Linked DNA regions of Homo sapiens: all the other regions are linked to region 2. Evidence: chromatin contacts called from ENCODE Hi-C data. All regions are on one chromosome and are shown on one strand. Each heading gives the region's core, a stretch centred on a gene start or an enhancer-like site at or near the end of the contact. The rest is flanking DNA. Distances are from core to core; before and after follow the strand shown.

Region 1 (4,178 bases), core at 48-2,547, 1.2 Mb before region 2:
AAGGAGCAACTCAGACTTGCACATTCCCCTGTGATGAGTCATCGTGGCCTGTGTGCATTTCAAAAGCTATGTACTGAGACACCAATTCTTAGACAAGTTAGCAGGAAAAACATGTATTACCATAATTATCATAATAAGGGGGCTAAAGGAAAGCAAAGTGGCAGGAGGACTGTATCCGGCCAGACTAGCCTTTGGAGCATCCCAATAAAGGAATCTCCCAAATGGCCCCAAGATGCTCCCTACACTGCCAGGGGTAGGTATTTGAATCTGTCTGTCCTGGAGCAATCCGCTCCTTGCACCTTTGTCCTCTCCTGTCCATCCACAGCTGCCCTGGCCTGGTTCCTGGGGGCAACCGTGCTTTTAAGCAAGGGGGCAGCAGTGCTGCTCTGGGAATGCGAGTACAGCTGGAAAGGTTGAGTCACCCCTTTAGGGGCATGGTAAGAATGCCTGGTATTTCTTCAATTTTGATGAACCAAAATAGTGACAATTGCCCAAAGGCGCAGAGTCGATAATAAAGAGTGCGGACACTTCCGGAGCGCCAGCTGCCCAATAGAAATGCAGGCCACGCTGGGGAAGTGTGGAGCCGCAGCCCAGGATGGGGAGGGCCGGAAAACAGAAAAGGATTCGCGTTCTTTTTACTCTGTGGAGAGTGAGCCCGCGGACTGTAGCCTGGGCCTCGCCAAGTTCCTTTGTTCTTTGTTTTCTTTAAATTACCTTTTTTCTTTTTGTCTTAAAAAATACACATGGGTGAAAAAGAAACGAGAGCTCCCTAGAGATCACTCAGAGCTGTTTTCGTGGGTTTTTAACTTCCAGTTGCTCAAGGGTCCACGCTGGCATCTGGGGTGTGCTCGCACCTGCGAAGAATCCAGCTTCTAGGGAGCACCGCGAGCTGGTAAGTTGGTCCTGCTCCATCGCTAAACCTTCCAGCCTTAGTTTTTCATTTCTGGGGAGTCTGCTGGCTCGGGAGGAGGTGGGGCACTGGTAACACAACCCCACCACTCCCGGGAAGATCCCCGCACCCCCATCCCGGTCTGCTTTCTCTCCCTTCTGAAGCAGGAGAATAAGGGTCTGGAGGAAAATCCCAACTTTCCACAAACTTCCTTTGTAGCCCCTCCTTTTCTACATGGCAGATGAAAAACTGAAAATACCTCTGATTGGTCCCCTCCCGCAACCAATCAGACTGGTCTCCAGGGCCAAGTCTTCATGTGCATAGGAATGTAACTTTGTAACTTCGCTTTCTGCGTCCAATCAGATGTTTTCATAGGGCATAACTTTGTAACTTCACTTCAGCCTCCCATTGATCGCTTTCTGCAACCATTCAGACTGATCTCGGGCTCCTATTTCATTTACATTGTGTGCACACCAAGTAACCAGTGGGAAAACTTTAGAGGGTACTTAAACCCCAGAAAATTCTGAAACCGGGCTCTTGAGCCGCTATCCTCGGGCCTGCTCCCACCCTGTGGAGTGCACTTTCGTTTTCAATAAATCTCTGCTTTTGTTGCTTCATTCTTTCCTTGCTTTGTTTGTGTGTTTGTCCAGTTCTTTGTTCAACACGCCAAGAACCTGGACACTCTTCACTGGTAACATATTTTGGCAAGCCAACCAGGAGGTAAGCCCAAAGTCTGGGATTTATTTTTCTCCTTTCCCTTTTCCTTTCTGCTCCATACAGGTAAATCTCTCTCTTTCTCTTTTCCTTTCCAACGTGGGATCCTTGGTGGGTAGCGCCTAGACACGGAGGCGACTGCAGGTTTCTGGCCGGGGGCTACTCTCCAGTGCTGCCTTGAAGGCCAAGGAGTGAATGGGGATAGTTGCCCTGCCCAGAAGCGGGAAGGGCTCTTTTCTGTCTTTTCTGGTTGTGGTCCCTGATCCCTATGTGTGACGCAGCTTCTCCAGGGCGAACTCACACGTGTTTCAGGTGACTTAAACCTTCTTTCCTTATGTTAAATTCTTCCCTTCCCCTACTCTACTGGCTAAGGTTAAAAGAAACCCACCTAGCCTCCATTTCATATCATTAAAGTTCATGACTATCACTCTAGTGGAATGGGAACCATGGGAAAGCATGGCCTTATCAAATTATAAGGATGCTAGAAGTCAAGGCCTTCATCCAGAGACAAAAGGAAAGCTCACAGTAGGCCATCCCCTCTGGAGGGAAAACATGTAAAGTGGCACTGGTGACCACCTAAGGTCAGAGACGTCTGACGCTCTAAGATTGGACCCTAAAGGGGGATGCTCTGGAGGATCCTTTGGACCTCAGCCTCTCCAAGGGGGTTCCTTTGGTAGAGGTTCTTAGGCCTAGTACTAAGCCCTCCTTAGAATTTTCTCTTCCGGTTGCAGTAGTGTTTGGCCTCAATATTGTTTGGAATCTGGAGTTTGCTGTTGAATGGTAAAGTGGGATGGAGTTGCATGTATGCAGGCTCTTGTGCTGCTGTTCTAAGCAGGGTTGTGTCGGGTTAAAGTGTGATGTTCTCCTTTGGTGCTGTTTGGCCTCAGCGTTCTTTGAAGTGCGAGGAAGTTTGACCTTTAAAAATCAAACTGCCATGGAAACCGCTGACTTATAAATTGCTAAAGTTGTTTATAACCAATGTTTGGTTTCTCAAATCCATATTCCTGGGAAGACAATCAAAGCTTCAGGTACATTTGGCTACCCGATGGGCCATTTAAACATTTACAAAGGGATTTTATTCAATGTCACTTTCAATGCATGTTTTCTTGTTGTATAAAAGCTTTTCCCATGATTATGCTACAGTGTATTTTCACCAGGTAAAGAAAGCTTTTTATGGTTCACTGAGAACAATCAACCCCTTCACAACCTAGAACCCATAGGATAGATGTTCTCAGAACATCTACTGTAAAGGCCATAGTTACACAACAGACTTTAAATTCTTTTGTGAAAGTTATGATAGAATTGGCTGAACAGAGAAGTATCTGTGCAGCTGCTGGCACTTAGAGTCTATGGAGAAATACATTAAATGAAGATTAAGAGATTCAGTTGTAGGGGATTAATGAGGAGATTGTTTACTTAAGTTGGTAGATTCTTTATTTAGTTCATTATTTGATCTATTTAATTTTAACTGGTTTGGTTTATGGGAACCCTGGGCAAGGAGCATCCTCCAAACTCTTGGTATTATCCTCCCAATAGTCATCATAATAATAGGCTCCCTGGTGCACTGTATTCTCTCAAAGGTTTTCGATGTTTGCATGCAGCCATCTCTAGAATGTCAAATGGTCTCTCTTCAACTGGAATGATGAGAAGTGAAACAAATATGCGACCATGAGGACACTGTAACCTATGGATGGTGTGCTGAGACTGGAAACCCAAAATGATGGTAACTGAGAGCGGCGCTAAGGCCTTACGTTTTGGTTACATTCTCACCTAAGTGAGAACCTGAACAAAAAGGGGGAATTTTAAAAAACAAAATTGTGAAAGGCCAGTGTTTTGGACTGAGCTCATGGCCCCAACAGACCAAACCAAACCAAAATGGAGTTGCTCATTCTAAGACTTTAAGGAAACACATAGATCCTAGAACAGACCAAGTTTTTGTTTTTCTCCTGCAAACAGAATGTTTCAGTGAGCAGGACACCCTCCACCGGTAACACTTTCCTGTCTCTGTAGCAACTTCTAATAAACTGCAGGCTGTTGAGGACTTCAGAATGGTGGACTTGGAAGCTATAGGTCGGGTGGAACTTTTGCTCCTGCATGGGCTGGGGAGCAGCCCAGAAAATTTAAAGCATTACCAGAAAATTTAAAGAGCTGTGGGGCCAGTGAGCCAGGGATCTGCAGTGTTCAAGCAGAGCTAGAGAGGCAGGGAGGGCAGAGTGCTCTATGGTCAGGCCAGGCTTGGTGGGTGTCCAGACCTCCCAGGGTTATCCATCCTCCTGGAGTCCTGAACATGCAGGGAGTTGGGGAATAGGTTCTTTAGGTGAAATGCGACCAGGCACTGATGAACTGCATTGCTAGATCCTAAAAGAAAAACCAAGCACCCTCATGCCCTGCTGGTTTATTATCTAGAAGGCGGGAAGGATGAGAGCAGTGCTGTCCTGAACTAAATGCAAAGTGACATCCTAGGAGGGCAAAGAGTGTTGCATGATTTTTGTTTCCCAGGAGGTAGCTCTTACAACTTCTGTCCCACCCTGTGGGCAGTTCCTACTAACCTGCTGTTCTGACATAACTCTAAGGA
Region 2 (4,501 bases), core at 1,219-3,718:
ATGATCCTATAATTTTCCTAGAAAAGCCTTCTTCATTCATAAATAATAAGTTCAGGTCTCATCATCTCTATGAAACTTCAATCTAATCATCTTATCTATGGTGATTAACTCTTTCCTTATTTCCTAATACTGGCAGTGTCTGTATTACTCCAGGTTGGGGTATTAATTGGAGAGGTACAGATTGGGGGGTGGGTAGCCCAGTTAGGGGGCAGTTGCAATATGTTAAGGGAAGAATTGCATGCAGGGGTCAGGGTCTGTGAGAAAAGGAATGGGGGTTGGGCTCTTGCTAAATGGGTGACCAGGGTCATTGGACTCTGGGCTGCTTATGTTGAAGACTGGAAGGGTGGTGCTTTAATGCCTAACTGGCCTGCCATAAAGATTCTTCTACGGAGACTCAGAGGAGACCACCCAGTGGAGAAGACCGGGGCCAATCCACTTTCCCATTCCTTCAAAATGTAAGCCCCACCCTCTGAAATCATGTTCCTTTGTCACCACCAAGCTCATACTCTCAGCTTTGTAATTTCCTTCAAGAAAACACTGGAAGTCAGGTTTTGTACAAAAATATATTTATTTGGTGTAATAGTTACAAAATATTCATTTCCACAATAATATTTTAGCAATGCATTGGAATGTTAAAAAAAATTCTTTGTATTAATGATTCTTGCAAAGACCCTCAAAACATCCCAGGGGTAGAACTGTGGTTCAAGAGGAAAAGCAATTTCCCCAAGTCTCTGTATCTAAAAAACACTAGTACCATGAAAGATAAACTTAAAACATCAATAACTTAAATAAGAATTAACATTACTTAAGGCATAATGTTTCACATCAACAAACAAAATTCATTATAATAAAATAAAACAGGGTGTCTGGGGAAAGCTAGGGGAAAATAAGTTAGCTGCAGATTCTTGGGTTGTGGAGTGAGTGTTCAAGTCTTCGGAGTTTGGGTTTGCTTGTCCAGGTGGTCCATGGAATCCTGAACCCACTTCTGCTTGGGGTCAGCACAGATCTCCTTGGCCACAATGGTCTTGAAGCTGTGGGGAGGGAGGACAGAGTTAGATGAAGTTCCTTTGCAGTTTTGGTCTAGAAGTGCAGCCCATTCTGCACCAAAGGGCTGCCATGGGAGCTAGAGGAGGAACGCAGGTGGAAGGAGGGAACCCAGGGCAAACTGCTCCTATAGGTGTCCAGGTGGAGCCATCCTGACTTCAAGCTAAAGAAATTGGGGTGTTCTGAATAGGCACCCAGGTGGAGAGTGATGTTGGGGTTCACTTTTTCCCTTGGTGCCTCAGTTTTCCCATTGGGAACCTTTGTACATTAAGTTAAATAGTGCACTCTCTGACTCTAGGTTTATGAGGCTTGTCCCTTGCTCCACAAGGAAGAACTTCAGGCCAGGGAAGGTTGGTGTGCTGAACTCACATCACAGCTTCTTTGGGACACTTGCTGCTGGTGATTCTTCTATAGCTCGCGAGCCTCTGCACTGAGATCTTCCTATTGGTGAAGTTATAACAGCAGGTGACTGGGGCATTGATTGCATCTGGAAAATAAACCACAAAGAAAAAGCATTTTAGGATGAACTGGATTATTCTGATCTTAAGAGCAGAAAAGAGTCATGAGGAAAAAGCAAAAGGCAGGCAGGAGAAGACAAAGAGCTCATTAAATCCCAGTGCTTCTGCCTATACCTCAGAGCTAGAATGTGATCTTTGACCCAATGACTCAGTTTCCTATGCTGTAAAATGGGTATATAACATTGATAATGGACAGAGAGAAGGAGGAGCTGTTAAAGCTAGATAATGCCTACAAGTGTCATTAAGACGGACCAATAATCCAGATGATCAGCACCAGGGAAGATCAGCTGGGGAGCCCCACTATGAGCCTCCTTTTAGACTCTGAATAGGCTATGCCTGGTCATGAGTTTCCCTGATACTCATTACCTCTGCAGAGTCACCGTCTCTGGAAGCTAAGGTGAATGAAGCACAGACCAGATTCTGGGTCTCCAGCGTGTCTGGAAACAGCCTACACACCCACCCTCTCTTTGATTACCCTGATCCCCAAACTCTGCTGGAAGCAGCTGGGGGAGTAACTGCGCTGAGTGTGTTCCCAGAGCTGGAATCCTGGAAGGAGCTGGATTTGGGGTTCACAGCTGGAATTCTAGTTCAGGCTCTGCCGAGCAGCAGCTGTGTGGTTGGGCTCACCCCTTGTCCTTTTCTGAGTCACCTTATCTTGGAAAAGTAGCGTTAAAGCAAGACTGTGGGTACCACGTCTGCTTGGATGGTCCATGATAACTCAGAGAGAAGACAATGTGGTTCAAGGAGAAGAAGAGGGGGCCTTACCTGGCTGAGCGAGCCCTTGGGGAATGAAGGTGGCTGCTATGAGCAGCAGGCACAGAAGGGCGGCAGAGACTTTCATGCTGGAGGCGAGAGTGCGAGCTTCAGTTTGAGAATTGGATGTTTCTGGGTTAGTCTCAGCCTCTCGGTTCCTCTGGCTGCTGTCTCTGCCTCTTATTGAAAGCGGGCAGAGGGAGAGAGGGCGGAGTCAAGCAGGAGGAGGGATCTTCCATGAGTGATAAGTGGGCTGTTAAATCTGCTGAGCAAATGCAGCATCCTGTGGATTTCCAGGAAGTAGGAAAGGGAAGCAGGGGGTCAGGACGAGACACTTTTTCCATTCACTGCTGAGACCAAATGAGCAAATGGGGAGGATGGGGTGCCATTAAGCCCAGACTGACCACAGATGTGAACTAAGAGGGTTATTTTTAAGGATTCTGCTTTCTCTGAAGCGAAAACTGCAGAAAAGGAAGGAAGCGAGGAAACTAGATGAAAGCATGTCAGGCTCGCTGCCAGCTTACCTTCAGGCCACATTCCAAGGGGCCTCCCAGCCAGGAAGGAGCTCTCAAGCTTTGGCCGGCTCCCTGACAATGCATTAAATCCATTTGCTCATTCAAATGCAGAATAGTAGCATCATAGAAGCCTAGCAGAACTGTAGGATTGTGTAAACATTGAACTGAATTCTAAGAGTTCTAGGGTTTCAGACTTGGACAAAGGCATAGACAGCATGTAGTGCTGCAGAAGAAATGCCAGTGTCATACTCACAGAGTGCTTACTCTGCCAGGAATATTCTCAGACCTTTACAAATATTAACTCTGTAAATTCCCCAACTTTATCTAGTAGGGATTGCTAATTTTCATGTTATAGATCAGGCAACTGAGGCACAGAAGGGTTAAATAGCCTGCTCAAGGTCCCCTCGAGCACAGAACCCAGGCAGCCCTGTCCCCAGTGGGCTGCCACCTCTCTGACATACTGCTGGAAGGAAACGTGTACAAGTCCTCCAACTAGTTGCCTGCTTGGGTCCTCTCTCTGTCCTCAGCATCTTCCAAATGGGCAGACAGCTAAAGGAGAATCTAGAAACATTCCTCATGGCTAAGTCATTATGAGTTAGGAGGCTGTTGCTAGCATAGCAGGCAGCAGTGGACAAGAAGTTCATCCCTGGTTATGGCAGCTATTCTCCTGGCTTCCTTCTTAATTTCCAAGGGACATGAGTAAGCAGTGGAGGAGTATTTCGGGAATTGGAAAGCCTGACTTCATTCCTCAGTTGTGCCTTAGATTTCCTCAGAAACTACAGAAGCACACTGATAAAAACCCAAAGACCTTAGAATTCATTTCAGTGAACTGTTGTCTCTTACAAATATGATAGGAGTACTTGAGGCATGTTAATGGCTGGGCTGAGTTTAAAATTCTGATCTCTCGATTCTCCTAGCCCACTGCCTCCTCCTTCTGAGCCTTGCGGTGCCCTTGCCCAATGGGCATACAAAGACTAGTGACTTCTTTCATAAAGGGTCACTGAGGCAATGTCTATAAATGCATGGGGTTTCTTGAAAGAAAACACTTTTCACTACACTTGTAAAAAGAAACGGGTTGTATTCAACAAATGACTGTTTTATTTCTAGTAAGTGGTCAGTAATGGCATTGTTGAGTGCATTCAGGGAGTCAGGTATGGTGCTGACATACTTTCCAGCGCTGCCTGCCCAGTCCTCCAACCAACCCAGCTTTCGTTAGGTTAAAACTGAAGTTATTTGTCCAGTAACTCAGACAGAATAGTAGATGTGCTGAGACTCCCACCCAGGATGTTTCCATTCCAGAATCTCTTCTTCCTGGGACTAGACTTGATGTCTCATGATGGATATTGGTTTCCTGGAGAATCCCAGAGCAGAGACTCTATGGAGTGGCCATTTCAGACTCTGGTGGAATTACAAAAAGCAGGATGAAGAGAGAACAAATCAACTCGAGCCCTGCTTTGCTTGTGCCTCTTGAGGAGCCTTATTCTTGTTCTGCCTGAATCTCACTAGTTACTCCTTTTCTCCCCAACCAGTGTTGAAACTTCTCTGTGTTTGTCTCAGTCCTCTGCTCATGCCTCAATCCATTCTTATCCAATGAATAAAATGTTTCCAGGACTAGAGACTGTGCAACTTTGTGTAGGAATTTCTTCCTAGGCCATCTCACCTCATCTTCCA
Region 3 (4,616 bases), core at 1,080-3,579, 1.1 Mb before region 2:
AGACCAATTATTATCTTAGCATGTTTCAGTATCTTCTCTGTTATAGGCTCTAGGTTCATTGGGGAAAAAGATATAAGAAAATTCAACAGACTCAGCATTTGAAGTGTGCCATTGGTAGTTGTTTATGAAGTTACCAGATATTCATATATGTGACAAATGAACAGCAGGATTATGAATTATCAAAGGAAAAGACATTTGCTGAGGTGAAAAACTCTGGTGTTTGAGGAAGTTTTTATTTTTATAAAATAAAAATATTTTAAAATTTTAAAATCTTATAAATAAAATCTTTAAAATATTATAAAATAAAAATATTTAAAATATTTTATTTTAAAATCTGATGTTCAAACGCCCGTTTCTTACAATAACTATTGAGCCTCAGTTAACCAGAAATTTGTGAACATCCATTTCCTGACTTTTTGCTTTAAATTTTTTCTCCACTGTTTCTAGCACAAAAGTTTGCCTGCTGTGTTGCAGAAATAAATTTATGTTGTCCTCTGCCATAAAGTGATATATTTAATATTTTTATTCTTTGTTTTTGAAAATTATATTGTAAGTTCCTAAAAACATTTTATTAAACAATTAGACATTTTGTTATTAAATAAATGTGATCTGTAATTTCTTTGTGCAGAATGATTTGAAGTATTGTATTTAGTTTACATGCATTGTGGGTTCATAATTAATATCCAATGAAAATACATTTTGTTATATTGTAAAAAAAGAATAATTTTAACAGTAAAAAAGAGATTTTTTATATTTATCTGCATATTTACTATCTTCTGTGCTCTTCATTCTTTTTTGTAGATCTGAGTTTCATTCAGGTATCATTTTCCTTCCAGCTAAAGAACTTCCTTTAATATTTTTTCATAAGAAAGATCGGCTGGTGACAAATTCCCTCAGATTTTCAGATTTCCTTTTTTTTTTTTTTTGTCTGAAGTCATTACTTTGCCTCCATTTAGGTAGGCCTTTTTTGTGGTTGTTATAGGATTCTAGGTTGACAATCTTTTAGCACGTTATAGATGCATGGTTCTGGATTTGGTACAGGTTTGCACAGACTCTCTGTAAACATGTTAAAGAAAAATGGAGAAGCTGCAACATGAGAATACGAAGATTTACTGAAATGAAAAGGTGGTCATTGAAAGAAAGTGGGTTATGAAACAGCATGAACATTATGACCTCATTTTAACAAACGTGCGTAACATACACATAAGTGTAATATGTATGTACATGTATCCATACACACATTGTATATGTATAATGAAATCCGTTTTATTTTCTTACTTTCGCTTTCACTGGAGCCTGTATTAATCAGTGCGGCATTAACCGCTGCTCCCACCCTCGGGCCACTCCGCATCAGTGAGAAGTGGGCCTCCGACAGAGCCGCCCGGGCCTAGGGTTCCGCAAGGCTGGCAGCACGGAGCCCGGCCAAGGGCGAGCGCTCCGCCAAGGATGGGGAGTTGGCCAAAGACAGGAGGATTACAAAATCCAAACACTCGGACAGAATCCTGGCGGGTGCTAAAGACTGCAGCGGGGCAGAAAAGCAGAACGCTGGCAGGTTTTTTTCATATCACTAGCAGCGTGACGGTTACCGGGGTTGACCAAGCACAGCGCACCGGCCGCCGTTAAATCCCACTCTGGCTCGGGGTCTGCGGAGCCTGCCTCAGCCGCAGGCTCCATAAACCCAGCCAGGAACCAAGCGCGGCCCAATCTGCACATCTGCCGCATTTTGGCAAGGGGTCCGGGGTCTGGAACAGAAGCGGAGGCCCAAATTCTTGCCTCGGTCTCCAAGACCCACTTTCTGGGGCGATGGAGAGAGAAGCCCAGCTTGGGATCTGGGCAAGTCGAGCGGGTTGGAAGGGGAAAGCTCTGGCGAGAGCTCAGCTGGACTCTCCGAGGGGTATCTGGAAGGTGGGACCGCAGGCACCGGGAGAGAAGAGGGTGCGAGGAAGGAAACGGCCACCCCGTTGGGAGCGCAGGAGCCGACAGCTGCTTGGGCCTGGGAAGTTCTTCTCTTTCTTCATAATCTTTATTCTTTGTTTTGCTGTAATCCAGATAGATGAATAGATAGATGATAGGGAGGGAGAGATGGATGGAGGGAGCGAGGAGACGGAGGAAGGGTGGGAAGAAGGGGGAGGAAAAAATCCCCAAATTCCCGGAAACTAAGAACTACGTGGCAACAGTCAGAAGGGTGGGAGCTTCTAGGCAATTTAACGCGGCAGAGTTCGCGGGCTTAGCAGACCCGCCCATTGGCTCTTGCATCTCCTGCGTGGGATGTGCGTGGGATGGCGCCAACCCGCTAGTATATAAGGACTCGACCTGGGCGCCTCCAGGGAAACGCTAAGGGGGCTTCGGAAGCGCTGGAGCTTGAGAGGTCAGAGAGGGTCCTTGCCCCCAGCCTGGGACTCCGGAGTTGCGTTTCTACCCGTGCTTCAGGGTCTAGCCCAGCCGAATCCGCGTCGGGCTGTAACTCGAGTGCCAGGTTCGAGAAGGGAGCAGCACCCTTCCCACCCCACCCCAGCCAGGGTGTGGGGTGTGGGGAGGGGCTGGAGGGGTGCGGAGGGGCTGGGGGTGGAGTGGAGTGGGGGTATCTGTGCTTTTCTCCCCTGTCCGGGGGCCCAGCTAGTTTGCTCAGCAGGTTCCCTAAAAAGCGGACTATGGAGGACTGGCGGGCGGGGCGGGGGTGGGTAATGGGGGTAGAAGGCATTAGGGGCGGGGCGGGCCTGACCTGTGCACCTGCTCCCGCTGGAAGTTGGAAGAGCCCCTGGCCAGCCAGCCGCGGTTTCTGCGGGGCGCGGAGCAGGAACCGAAGCCTAGAAGGCCACTGAGTGCACCTTGGTGGCTCCCAGGGCTGCAGATCTCAGGTTTCAGAGTTATTGGTATTTTAAACTTGAGAAACTAGTTCTACAGCTGTCTATGTGACCGACCAACCACTCTAAACTATTTTCCTTAATATAGAAACTAAAAGGCAGAATTAGAATTGCCATTGCCCTGCGGGGAGATTTATAATCTAGAGGGGGGAGAAATGAGAAAAATGTCTCCCTCTGGACAAGATCTGTAGAATACACGTGCTACCCCAGAAGGACAAAGAGCTCTAAGTTTTAGTTTTCCAAGAGGGCACATCTGTCGCAGCCCATTTCCCTTTCTTTTCTTTTTTTTTAAATTAATTTTTAATTTCTGTGGGTACATAGTAGATGTATATGTTTATGGGTTACATGAGATATTTTAAGACAGGCATGTAATGTTTAATAATCACATCACGGTAAATGGGGGTATCCATCGCCTCAAGCATTTATCCTTTGTGTTACCAACAATCCAATTATGCTCATTAGTTTTTATTTTATTTTATTTTATTTTTGTAGGTACATAGTGGATGTGTATATTTATGGGGTACATGAGATGTTTTGATACAGACATGCAATGTGAAATAAGCACACCATGGAGAATGGGGTATTCATCCCCTCAAGCATTTACCCTTTGAGTTGCAAACAATCCAGTTACATTCTTTAAGTTATTTAAAAACGTACAATTGTTATCATTGACTATAATAACTGTTGTGTTATCAAATAGTAGGTCTTATTCATTCTAATTTTTTTGTACCCATTAACTCTCCCCACCTCACCCCTTCCCTCCTACCACCCTTCCTCAGGTAGTCATCCTTCTGCTCTTAGAATACAATTGTTTTGATTTTTAGATGCCACAAATAAGTGAGAACATGTGATGTTTGTCTTTCTCTGCCTGGCTTATTTCATTTAACGTAATGATTTCAAGTTCCATTCGTGTTGTTGCAAGTGATTGGATCTCATTCTTTTCTATGGCTGAATAGTACTCCATTGTGTATATGCACATCATTTTCTTTATCCATTCATCTGCTGATGGACGCTTAGAGTGCTTCCAAATCTTAGCTATTTTAAACAGTGCTGCAGGAAACATAGGAGTGCAGATGTCTCTTGGATATACTGATTTCCTTTCTTTTGGGTCAATACTTAGGAGTAGAATTGCTGAATTGTGTGGTAGCTTTATTTTTAGTTTTCTGAGGAACTTCCAAACTGTTCTCCATAATAGTTGTACTAATTTACATTCCCACCAACACTGTTTGAGGGTTCCCTTTTCTTCACATCCTTGCCAGCGTTTGTTATTGCCCGTCTTTTGGATAAAAGCCATTTTAACTTGGATGAGATGGTATCTCATTGTAGTTTGGATTTGCATTTTTCTGATGATCAGTGATGTTGAGCACCTTTTCACATGCCTATTTGCCATTTGTCTTCTTTTGAGAAATGACTATTCAAATCTTTTGCCCATTTTTCAATAGGATTATTAGATTTTTTTCCCTATAGAGTTGTTGGAGCTCCTGATATGTTCTGGTTATTACTCCCTTGTTGGATGGTTAATTTGCAAATATTTCCTCCCATTTTGTGGGTTGTCTTTTCACTTTGTTGATTGCGTTCTTTGCTGTGCAGAAGCTTTTTAACTTGATGTGATCCCATTTGTCCATTTTTGCTTTAGTTGCCTGTGCTTGTGGGGTATTGCTCAATGAATTTTTGCTCAGATCAATGTCCTGGAGATCTTACCCAATGTTTACTTGTAGTAGTTTCACAGTGTGAAGTCTTAGATTTGAGTCT

The links. Hi-C counts contacts between places; a loop is a spot of excess contacts on that map. Pooled maps may share reads with other maps.
Region 1: a loop to region 2 is called in a map of ascending aorta, with 14 times the contacts of the local background. The contact joins the promoter of SLFN12 here to the promoter of CCL2 in region 2. A Hi-C loop is called at or near these places in 2 of 168 maps with a recorded cell type or tissue (ascending aorta and endothelial cell of umbilical vein) and 7 of 50 pooled maps.
Region 3: a map of endothelial cell of umbilical vein shows a loop between it and region 2 (5-fold over the local background). The contact joins the promoter of SLFN11 here to the promoter of CCL2 in region 2. A Hi-C loop is called at or near these places in 3 of 168 maps with a recorded cell type or tissue (IMR-90, cardiac septum and endothelial cell of umbilical vein) and 2 of 50 pooled maps.

Annotation. Positions count from the first base shown.
Region 1 is chr17:35,429,619-35,433,796 of GRCh38, reverse strand. It overlaps SLFN12 (schlafen family member 12), which reads left to right and starts at 1,297. Exons shown (of 4, transcript NM_018042.5): 1 at 1,297-1,609. RefSeq lists enhancers at 1-125, 946-1,165, 94-1,293, 662-1,387.
Region 2 is chr17:34,253,252-34,257,752 of GRCh38, reverse strand. It overlaps CCL2 (C-C motif chemokine ligand 2), which reads right to left and starts at 2,468. Exons shown (of 3, transcript NM_002982.4): 1 at 2,328-2,468; 2 at 1,414-1,531; 3 at 550-1,031. The coding sequence starts at 2,403. The coding sequence ends at 926. RefSeq lists enhancers at 1,797-2,771, 2,772-3,746.
Region 3 is chr17:35,371,334-35,375,949 of GRCh38, reverse strand. It overlaps SLFN11 (schlafen family member 11), which reads left to right and starts at 2,329. Exons shown (of 7, transcript NM_001376007.1): 1 at 2,329-2,476. LOC105371933 (a long non-coding RNA gene) reads right to left here and starts at 2,853. Exons shown (of 2, transcript NR_171638.1): 1 at 2,723-2,853; 2 at 1,095-2,038. It also overlaps the pseudogene UFM1P2. RefSeq lists enhancers at 1,402-1,501, 2,172-2,221, 2,312-2,361.